Linked DNA regions of Mus musculus: regions 2 and 3 are each linked to region 1. The links are chromatin contacts, found by POLR2A ChIA-PET in ENCODE. All regions are on one chromosome and are shown on one strand. Each heading gives the region's core, a stretch centred on a gene start or an enhancer-like site at or near the end of the contact. The rest is flanking DNA. Distances are from core to core; before and after follow the strand shown. Region 1 holds the start of Dpp3 (dipeptidylpeptidase 3). Region 2 holds the start of Rbm14 (RNA binding motif protein 14). Region 3 holds the start of Ctsf (cathepsin F).

What was found. ChIA-PET counts read pairs that join two places held with the same protein, here RNA polymerase II (POLR2A).
Region 2: POLR2A ChIA-PET joins it to region 1 with 13 read pairs in embryonic stem cell. The contact joins the promoter of Rbm14 here to the promoter of Dpp3 in region 1. POLR2A ChIA-PET finds 5 or more read pairs at or near these places in 3 of 5 experiments (Patski and embryonic stem cell).
Region 3: POLR2A ChIA-PET joins it to region 1 with 11 read pairs in Patski. The contact joins the promoter of Ctsf here to the promoter of Dpp3 in region 1. POLR2A ChIA-PET finds 5 or more read pairs at or near these places in 3 of 5 experiments (Patski and embryonic stem cell).

Annotation. Positions count from the first base shown.
Region 1 is chr19:4,926,811-4,930,186 of GRCm38, reverse strand. It overlaps Dpp3 (dipeptidylpeptidase 3), which reads left to right and starts at 1,900. Exons shown (of 18, transcript NM_133803.2): 1 at 1,900-1,967; 2 at 3,128-3,376. The coding sequence starts at 3,133. It also overlaps a transcript of Peli3 not described here.
Region 2 is chr19:4,810,022-4,813,397 of GRCm38, reverse strand. Rbm14 (RNA binding motif protein 14) reads left to right here and starts at 1,764. Exons shown (of 3, transcript NM_019869.3): 1 at 1,764-2,226. The coding sequence starts at 1,890. Gm21992 (predicted gene 21992) reads left to right here and starts at 1,799. Exons shown (of 3, transcript NR_157185.1): 1 at 1,799-2,226.
Region 3 is chr19:4,853,305-4,856,680 of GRCm38, reverse strand. It overlaps Ctsf (cathepsin F), which reads right to left and starts at 1,516. Exons shown (of 14, transcript NM_019861.2): 1 at 1,195-1,516; 2 at 885-983; 3 at 527-611; 4 at 373-434; 5 at 94-169. The coding sequence starts at 1,413.

The sequences.
Region 1 (3,376 bases), core at 651-3,150:
AGCATGGTGGCATGTGCTGGTAATTCCAGCGTTTTGGTAGGCTTTAAGGAAGGAGGGCTGTGTTCAATGCTAGCCTGGGCTACATGGCAAGACCCTGTCTCAAACAAACAAAAACAAAAAGTATTTTCATTACCAGATGGATGCAAACGTACAGAAAAGCCATGACCCATTAAAACAGAATGTGGGGTGTGTGTGTGTGTGCGTGTGAGAGAGAGGTGGGGGGAAGAGAGAATATGTGTGAGTGAGAGAAAGAAGGAGAGAGAGAATGTGTGTGTGAAAAAGAGAGAGGAGAAAGAGAAGGAGAGAGAGAGAGAGAGAAAATGTGTGTTGTGTGTGTGTTGCTGCAGGAGTGGAAACTGTATAGTGGAAGGTCTTATAAAATCAAAGGTCCTCTCACCTGTGCAATTGGTACAACAGTGATATGTTATCTCAGGGTTTTTGCAAGAATTAAATGAAATTCTATATGGCAAGCCGCTGGTAAAGGACTTCATTTAACATGCACTCCTGTTGACTGCGGTTATAACACGACACCATGCAGCTTGGTTGGGGGTCTTGGGCCCTGGGATCCTTCACTTGCCTGAATTTGCCCTTGGTGGCTATGGATAGCCCTTATTTTCCTATCTGGTTACACTTACATTTCAACTGGGTCTCAGTCAGACAACTTTATACCTCGTCTAGAAACAATGAGAACAGGCAAAAGGAAAGAAGAGGACTTTCCTCGGGACACATTTTTACAGAATTCCCCCTTATAATGACACTCACCAATCAGAACCAAGAGCTACTAGCGCTGTGGTGACAAGGCTGGCCTTAAGCACATGGTTGCTCTGGCCCCTCTAAATAGGCAAGGTAAGGAAGGTGTGTTGGATTTCAGTCCCGAAACACTACCTCCTACACAACTCTAGGGGACAGCACTACCTCTTGATGGCTGCCCATCCCTTGGGTAGACTTAGTCCTGAAGTAAAGCTGACAGTGTTCCAGAGTAAGAGAAGTGAGCTATCTAAAGTCACACAGCTGGTAGGAGACAGACATCTGATTGAACCCTAGACAGCCTAAGTCAGGCCCCAGCTCTTTGCAGTGCTTACCACATCTGGTCAGCAAGTACTTGCAAGAGCCATGGGTCACCCAGAAAGACTCCTCCCTGACTACCAAGAGTAAACAACATGCTTGTCTGCATCCTGGGCTGCCCTCCAGTCAATGTCACTGGAGACCGCTTTTCTATTCTAGCTGGCAAGTGGTCACACTAAGAAAGTGCCAGCTACTAGCTGGCCTCGACTTCAAGTGCGTTGAGGAAACTGGGGTTCCCAATGTTTTAAGGATGGCTTCCATGGCGACCCAGTGGAGCACCTGTAGCATTTTTCTGCACCCCTGGGACTACTGGTGGATGGGACTACTATTCGCACAGCCTACATACACTCTTTGTAAGAGCTTCGTAGTCTCCAAATAGCATCTCCAAATCCTAAATCCAGGGAGGAGGGGGTCCACATTATTATAGTCTTCTCTAAGTGGAGGTTCCTAACTGCCAAATCCAGGGTAGGGACACTGGAGGTGAAACCCCAAAGAGAGCAGGCTCCCAGCTACATGTGTGGAGGCTCCCGATGTATAGGAACTCTCACGTTTGGGGACCTTGTCAGTCCCCTCTGTCGGTACCCGACAGCAGCCACGCGGGGTACTGAGAAACTCAAACTTTTTCACCAAACATCGCCCTACGCCACGCCTCTGTGCAGTGAGGGCCAGCAGACAAAAGGCCAAGGCCTCGCGGTCCTTGCAAGGCAGGCACCACCCGTAGCGCTTGGGGGCGGGGAGAAGATGAGGGGAGGAACTGTCTTCGGTTCTTCTACTGGCTGTAGCTGCTGTCCGTCTGATCCCTGGGGCGACTACGGGTCGGTAGGGGCGGGGCTTGTGTCCCAATGAATGGGGCGGGGAGCCGGAAGCAGGAAGTGAGTTTGCGAACGGAGCAGCTGCAGCAGGTGAGGTACAGCGCCTTGGTTTTGGGGTCACGGTGTGTCATCTTCAGGAGATCAGAGCGAGGCCTGGCTGTGCATGCAAGATCATCCCCTTTCTGTCCACCCTTCAGTGCCTCTTCCAAATCTCTCCCAGCTTTTGGGCAAGGAGAATTTCCAGGCAGTAAAGAGTTAACACCTCTTTCCGAGCGAAGGGGTAGATGGGGCGGAGCCGCGCAAATAAGGAGTACAGAGGGTGGAAACGTGTCCTTAGCCAGGGGCGGAGCGTGGAGAATGTGGTGGGTTCGGAATTCCTTGGGTCCCAACTGAGCTGAAAAGCTTTGGATAAGTTGCTTGCTTTCCAAATGTCATATGGTTCCTATCTGGAAAATGGGTTGTGCCCTTATATGGCTTCCCAACAGAGCAACAGAAGAAAACAGGATAGTGAAGGGCTGAAGAAAGACATGAGACTGGGGCAGATGCTAGGAGGGAAAAGCTGGGACAAAATATCATTGCTGTTTTTGATTTATTTTTTGACAAGGTTTTATGTACCCCAGACTGACCTTGGAATCTGACCCTGGGCCTGGTTGTTGGTTAGACAAACTCTACCAACTGGGTCACATCCCTGTCCTGGATTTCATACCCAGCTGTTGAGCTTGGTGTCATACTCACAGTCAGTGTTGCAGAGGAGCAAAGAGCAGTGCAGGGAGGTGAAGCGGCTGCCCTGGGTTTTAGACCTTTTGGTGGAGCGGGGTTGGGACGGTGGGGTGGATATCCAGCATGAAGCCTTTGTCAGCAGTTGTGATGAGCTAGAGGTGTTGGGAAATTCTGAACAGAGACTAGGACATCTGAGAAGGTGGAGATGAGGCAGGGAGTGGCTGGGGCTGGGAGTCTAGTAATGAGGCTGTGTTCTGCCGGTTCTTCCTTCGTACACTTGGCATCCTGGGCCTTAGTGTCCTCATCTGTAATATGAAGTGATTGGATTCAGATTTTAAGTCTGAGAGGCCACAGGCCAAAGCTGGCCCGCAAGTATTTGAGTCTTTGAATCCCAGCATTTCAGGTGAATGGATGCGACTGGATTACTCCCTCCTGGACTTCTGGATGGAAGAAGTTAGTTAGCTCATGAGCTTTCAGAGCAGCCGCGAAGATGCTGCGCTCTCTGAGATGACTGTGATGTGTTCTTGCAGGGCTCATGGCAGATACCCAGTACATCCTGCCCAATGACATTGGTGTGTCTAGCCTGGACTGCAGGGAGGCATTCCGCCTGCTGTCACCCACAGAGCGCCTCTATGCCCATCACCTGTCTAGAGCTGCTTGGTATGGGGGCCTGGCAGTGCTGCTCCAGACATCCCCTGAAGCCCCCTACATCTATGCCCTGCTTAGCCGCCTCTTCCGTGCCCAGGACCCTGACCAGCTGCGCCAACATGCCCTGGCTG
Region 2 (3,376 bases), core at 515-3,014, 120 kb after region 1:
GCAGAGGCAGGCAGATTTCTGAGTTTGAGGCCAGCCTGGCCTACAAAGTGAGCTCCAGGACAGCCTGGGCTACACAGAGAAACCCTGTCTCGAAGGAAAAAAAAAAAAAAAAAAAAGAACAGAAACAGCTCCCAGCAGCATCCATATGACAGCTCACTAACATCAGGATCTGACGCCCTCTTCTGGCTTCCGCAGGCACTGCATGCACGTGGTATATGAATACATACAGGCAAACATTCATACACACAAAACATTAAAAGAAAGCCGCCAAGACTCAAGAGACCTCTCCCCAAGGTTATTTGTTTATTTGACATAGGGTCTCACATATCCCAGGCAATTTGGGATGACTTTCAACTTCTGACCCTTAAAGCTGTGAGTACAGCAGTGGGCTGCTTTGTTCTGTTCTTTTGAAATTTTTTTAGTTTTGTTTGTTTGTTTTTGAGACAGGGTTTCTCTGTGCAGTCCTGGAACTCACTCTGTAGACCAGGCTGGCCTCGAACTCAGAAATCTGCCTGCCTCTGCCTCCCAAGTGCTGGGATTACAGGGATGGCTTAAATTTTTTTAAAAGATTTATTTATTATTATATCTAAGTATACTGTAGCTGTCTTCAGATGCACCAGAAGAGGGCGACAGATCTTACTATGGATGGTTGTGAGCCACCATGTGGTTGCTGGGATTTGAACTCAGGACCTTTGGAAGAGCAGTCGGTGCTCTTAACCACTGAGCCATCTCTCCAGCCTTTTTTAAATTTAACGTTATTTTATGTGTGTGGGTGTTTTGCTTGTTTCTCTGCGTACCACAGATGTGCAATGGCCAGTTCTCTTGGAACTGGAATTAGCTGGTTTGTAAGCCCTCATGTTGGTGCTGGGAATCGAACTCAAGTTTTCTGGAAAAGCAGCAAGCTCTCTTACCAGTGAGCAGCCCCTCTAAGTTTTTGCTGTTTTTTTAAAGACAGGGTCTCTCTATATCCTTGCCTATCCTGGATCTCACTATGTAGACCAGGCTGGCCTCGAACAAATTTCTTTCGATTTTGCTTCCTGGTTGCTGGGATTAAAAGGGTGCCCACCACTCCTGGCCCCCTCCTCATATATTTTTAAGATCCAACTTTTGGCTTCCTCAGGATTACTGATCTTCTACTTTATGGAACATAATACTGTGATAAACTTCATGCATACAATAAATGGTCATCATCGTAATTCTCGAAATTCCATCAGGTTGAGACAGACAGACGCTCAATATTCACTGTCTGCAAAATCCTCCAGAGCTCAAGCAACCCCAAGTAATGTGCTTGCAAAGAAAGAGTTACAGTCCCTTCCTACTCCAAGCATATAGTGTCGGGGGCCAATCCCAGACTAAAAGGGGTTTGTCCTGGTTTCTCCTCCGGGCGCGGCCTTACCGCAGACGCTGAGGCTGCCATCACAACACCCAGGGTTTGGCTGCGGCAGCTCAAACGGAGGAGCCCGGACTTCCCTAAAGAACAAAGTTTTCCTTGGGGCCCCGCCGGGACGCCACACCCTGGCCGGAGGTAGCTCTTCTGACTAGGCCTCTGCGGACTCGGCCGGAGCGCGCTTCCCCGTCCCCAGCCCTCCTTTCCCCTCCCCCCGAAGGTGGCGGTTGGTCGCGCGCCTCTATGCTTTTTCCACCCCCTCCGTTAACAAGGGGCTCCAGGCCCTCTGGGATTGGCTGCGTCAAAGGACATCTGCTCTCAACCTGTTTGATTGGCTGCTATCCGCGCGCGATGCCGCCTCCAATTGGTTAGGTTAGAGCGCCTGCGCGGCGGGGTTCTCGGTCGCCAGCCATTCCTGTGGAGGACTGCGGGTCGTTCGGACGTTTTGCCTGTCGCTGTAGGAGAGGTCCTGTCTCTCCGAGAAGGCGGTTGCGGCGGCAAAATGAAGATTTTTGTGGGCAATGTCGATGGGGCGGATACGACACCGGAGGAGTTGGCAGCTCTCTTCGCGCCCTATGGCACGGTCATGAGCTGCGCCGTCATGAAACAGTTTGCCTTCGTGCACATGCGCGAGAACGCTGGCGCGGTGCGCGCCATCGAGGCCCTGCATGGCCACGAGCTGCGTCCAGGTCGCGCGCTCGTGGTGGAGATGTCGCGCCCGAGGCCCCTGAACACTTGGAAGATTTTCGTGGGCAATGTATCGGCTGCATGTACAAGTCAGGAATTGCGCAGCCTCTTCGAGCGCCGTGGACGCGTCATCGAGTGTGACGTGGTAAAAGGTAACGCGGGAGCGCGCTCGGGAGGGGACACGCGCGGTGCTCTCTGCCTCTTAGCCACGCCCCTCACTCTGGGGTTGGTCCTCAGGGTTGGGAATGATGGGGAAGTGTGCAGGAGCGGGGCCTAAGGTGCTGGGGGCGAGTTGGGTAGAGCCACCCTTCTCCCCTGCGGTCCCAGCAACATTCATCAAGTGGGAGGAGTCGGTTCCGGGCGGGTGCAGTGGCCACTGCAAGCCGAAGCCTCGGGGCTGGGGACGCGCCAGAGATTTGCGAGTGTGCGGGGTTGGGAGGAGGCGCCTTTTCCTGGTTGCATGAGCCTGGCACCAAAATGAAATGGAAAGGGAAGGGCACCAACCGGATTATGGAGCGGTGAAAAGAGTTCGCCACTTCCCCACTTCCTCTCCAGAATTTGGTCAGATCGAGGGAAAAGGGAAAAGGTTGGGTTGAAGCCCCAAGGCCGCTCTGGCGTTCCTTCCCGATGCTTCCCGGAAGGTAGCGGGCCCTTGGTTTCTCGGGTTCGGGCTTTTTTAGTATTGTCTGGAATGAATCTGCTTGTGGGCATGGGAGGGGCCTTTTCGGAACCCCTTTGACCTTTCAGTATTCGATGGGTTAGCCTTGGCGGTTTTGTGCTTTTTAATTCTTTTCCTCCACCCTCCACTTTGTGTTGGGTTTTACAACTTAACAAGTGGAAGCCCCGGTTTTCTGCGTTATTTTTGCATGTGAAAGGGGGCTATTAAGCCTCTCCCTCGTTAGCCTTTTACTTGCTAAGCTGGTGCCTCCGGGCACAGATGTTTATTAGCTTGGTGAGATTGCAAAGGGGAATACTCTGGCTGGGGGGGGGGGGGGTGTTGAGAGGGGCGTGTGAGATTTCTATTAAACTTGGTTTTAACACCATTTATTTAGTTAGTACTTTTTATTGCTTGAATAATTCTTAGGACAGCTTGCTAGTTTGCTATTTCCTTTGAGGAAATGTCTTTTTCAGACCCTGTTGATTTTCATATGTTGGGGTTTTATCTCTTTATCTTTCAAATACCTGCTTTTTTTATGTTGGCAAGATTTTATGAGACACCCAGACCGATGTGGGTTTCACTGATGAGAGTTAACTTTGCCCTGTCATTTTCAACAGTGCACCCTGGGAGTGAGGCCTTGTTTA
Region 3 (3,376 bases), core at 267-2,766, 73 kb after region 1:
GTATCACTGTGTACTTTATCTCCTTAGTATCAAGGTGCCGTGACGGGAGAAGGCCCAGGCCTGACGGAGACAGATGACAAGGCTGGGGCCTACCTTCCCTTGATTCATAAGTCCGGTTATAGGTGGTCATGAAGTCCTTGAAGAGTGGAGCCATCTTCACAGAGAAGTCCTAGGAAGGCGGAAGGATGTTCACTTACAAGTCCAGCCAGACCCCAGTGAGCTGACTGAGCTCTACCCTGGAGGACCAAGACAGGGAAGTCACTATGGGAAGAGGAAGTGAGGGGGAAGAGAGAGAAGGGGCGTGCAGAGAAAGAGAAGAGAAGGGAAAGAGGATTAAGGGGCCTTTGTCTCTCCTCGACACAGGGTCTTCACCTGGGGCAGGGGATCCTTGTCCAACAATGGAAGGAATGAGCTGAAAGTCGCATTTCTAAACTCTGGATAGGGTCGGAACAGAGAAGTAATTAAGGCTGGATTCTGACTCAAGTATGGTCTGGGCTCTCCCAGTCTCCTTGAGCAATCCCAGCACCTGTGACCTTGGCATTCACTGGGCTACAGTCCCTCCTCAGCAGCAAGTGTTCTTTTAGCTCTTCCAGGACTTCAAAACTGCAGAGCTGGAGGCATAGAAAGAAGACGGTCTTGGGACAGTTTGAAACAAGGTCCTGGCAAGAGCAGCTAGAAGTTCCTCAAAGGAGAGCCACATGGAAGGCAGTCATAACTTGGTGAAAGAGGGAGGCCAGCAGCAGACACCCAGCACCCCAACACCCACCCTTTCAGAGCATCTTGGTCTCTAACTTGGTATCTCAGGAGTAACCAATGCCTCGACAGGACCCACCATTCCAATTGTTTGCCAGCTAGGGCCAACAATAGCTGACCTCTTCACTCACCACTGTTTTCTTCGTCTCAGGCAGTGGGCACACCAGGGGATCATTGCAAGGTGGCTCCTCTAGTGTGGCTTCCAGGGAGAACAGAGAGCCCTGGCCGGCCTGGATGGAGAAGAAGTTGGGGCTGGCCCAGCCATCCCCTCCCCCTTTACTCCTCTTAGGAGACCATTGCCCATCTGTGCCTCCCTACCGGATACAGGTCTAAACAGGTCCTTCCCTCCCCTGTCCTGGCCATCATCCCAAATTTAAGCCAAACTCCACCTTGCACCATTCCTGGGCCCAGGCCCCGCGCCCGCTCCCCGCGCGTCCTCACCCGGCGGACGCGTCCGCGCACCGCTCCTAGCACGGCCCTTGTCCCCGCAGCACGGCCGTAATTGTACATGTCCAGCGCGAAGCGGGCGGGGGCCAGCAGCTCCTGGGACGACAAGTTCCAGGCCTGCTCGTCATCTGCCCAGGGCTTGGCGGGGACGGGGCTCAGGGCCACAGTCGAGAGCAGTGTCAGCAGCCACAGAAGCTGCAGTAGGGGCGCCATAGCGAGGTCGAAGCTGCTCGCCCGGATTCACTGACCCACAAACACACGGATCAAGAGACCCGAGGCGGAGCCTGCTGTCAGAGGCCACAGAGAGTTTCCCTACAACGTTGGAGAACGCCGGGGCGGCCAATGGGCACCGATTCCTGGCGCTTGCGCGCTCGCTTATTTACGCGAGGCACGTGGACCACGGGGTGCGGGATGCGGGGGGGGGTGGGTGGGGGGGTGGAGAGGGTGGAGTGAGGGGAGAGGACACTAGGTTGACAATAAAATAAGAATCTACGCCCTTTTCTATCTTACGCAGGAAAAGCCAGATCCTTTTAACCATGGCAGACCTGTGAGGTCAGTGCAGTCCCATTGCGTAGATAAAGAAAAAGAAGCTTACAGATGACTCTGATAAGAGGTGAACCCAAACAATTGGTTCCTCAGCCTGCCTTCACGGTGTGATCTCACCTTTGAGGCACCTATTGTCATTCACCAGACGGTCAGTAATATTATGGGTTGTGGGACCAGAGGATGTAGGTAGTTCAGTGGCTAGTGTTTGCCTAGCTCTCACAAATGCCCTGTGTACCATCCCCGAGCACGGAATAAACCTAGCCTGGTGAGGCACTCAGGAAGAGACAGAAAGTTCTGAAGTTCAAGGTCATTCTTGGATACCTAAGAGAATTTGAGCGTAGGCTACATGAGTCTGGCTGTTGTGAGGCTTAAAAGACATCTATATAATCAACAAAGCTGTGCAAAGGGTGGATCGTACCGTAAATCACTTAAAAGCACTGTGTTCCAGGACTGCCAAGGGACAGCGTCACAACTGAAAACAGAGGGTGGGAAAAAAATCTCCAAAGTGTAAAAATGTATGAGGGAATAACAAATTGAATCATAAACCAAGATGCATTCTCGTAAGCCTCTGCACACTTGGAGAGGGACCGGAAAGGAGGGTTTTTTATTATTGAAAGGGAAATGTCCATAAACTGCTTGGATACAAAAATCCATTGGTTTTGTATCGGAGAGGCAAAAATTATCCTCAGCTCATTGAAGGAGCTGTCGTATGTTATCTAAAGCGGTTAAAATCAGCCTTGTCACAGAAATCTTGTGTGTACGTGAGGAGTGTGCAGGGTATGTATATATGAAGGAGTTTTTTGAAGTCTTTAAGACAGTTCCCTTGGTTTGTTTGTCTTCAAAACAGGGCCTATGTAGACTGCTACATCCACTCCAGTAGTGACATGCATGACAGGCCAAAAGCCTGGATCTTGCCCAGGGCCTGCTTCTTTTGTACCACCCCGAGATTGGAGTTTCTGCCTTGTCCTGCTTCCCTATTACAACCTAAAGATTGAGGCTTGTTTCCTTGTCCTTGGCCAATGTCAGATTCCTGCCTAGCAGTACCCTATAGGTCTCTCCACAATGTATCCCATAAAGAATGCATCTACTGGGGCTGGAGAGATGGCTCGGGGGTTAAGAGCACGGACTGCTCTTCCAAAGGTCCTGAGTTCGATTCCCAGCAACCACGTGGTGGCTCACAACCATCTGAAATGAGATCTGGCTCCCTCTTCCGGAGTGTCTGAAGACGGCTACAGTGTACTTAATATAAATAAATAAATAAATAAATAAATAAATCTTAAAAAAAAAAAGAATCGTGCTTATCACTTTAAAAAAAAAGAATGCATCTACTGTATTTATAAACAGCACTTCTATGGGAGAGAAGTTTACGTGACTAGATCACGTTTGCTCTTTTGAGTTTCCTCCTACTTCAACACAGATAATTGAATAGTGTGCTGTAGGCATTTTTATAGAATGTGCATGGCATATTGTAAAGAATTGTTCTCAGTGTCCTCAGCTTCTACCTGTTCCACCCATTGGTGTTAATTCTTGAGGACTTTTACTTAATCAATTATTGCAAATAGATACTCATTTTTGATTTTAGAAAAATGAAATATGCACATTGTGACTATTGATACACTTTTAGTCTTTC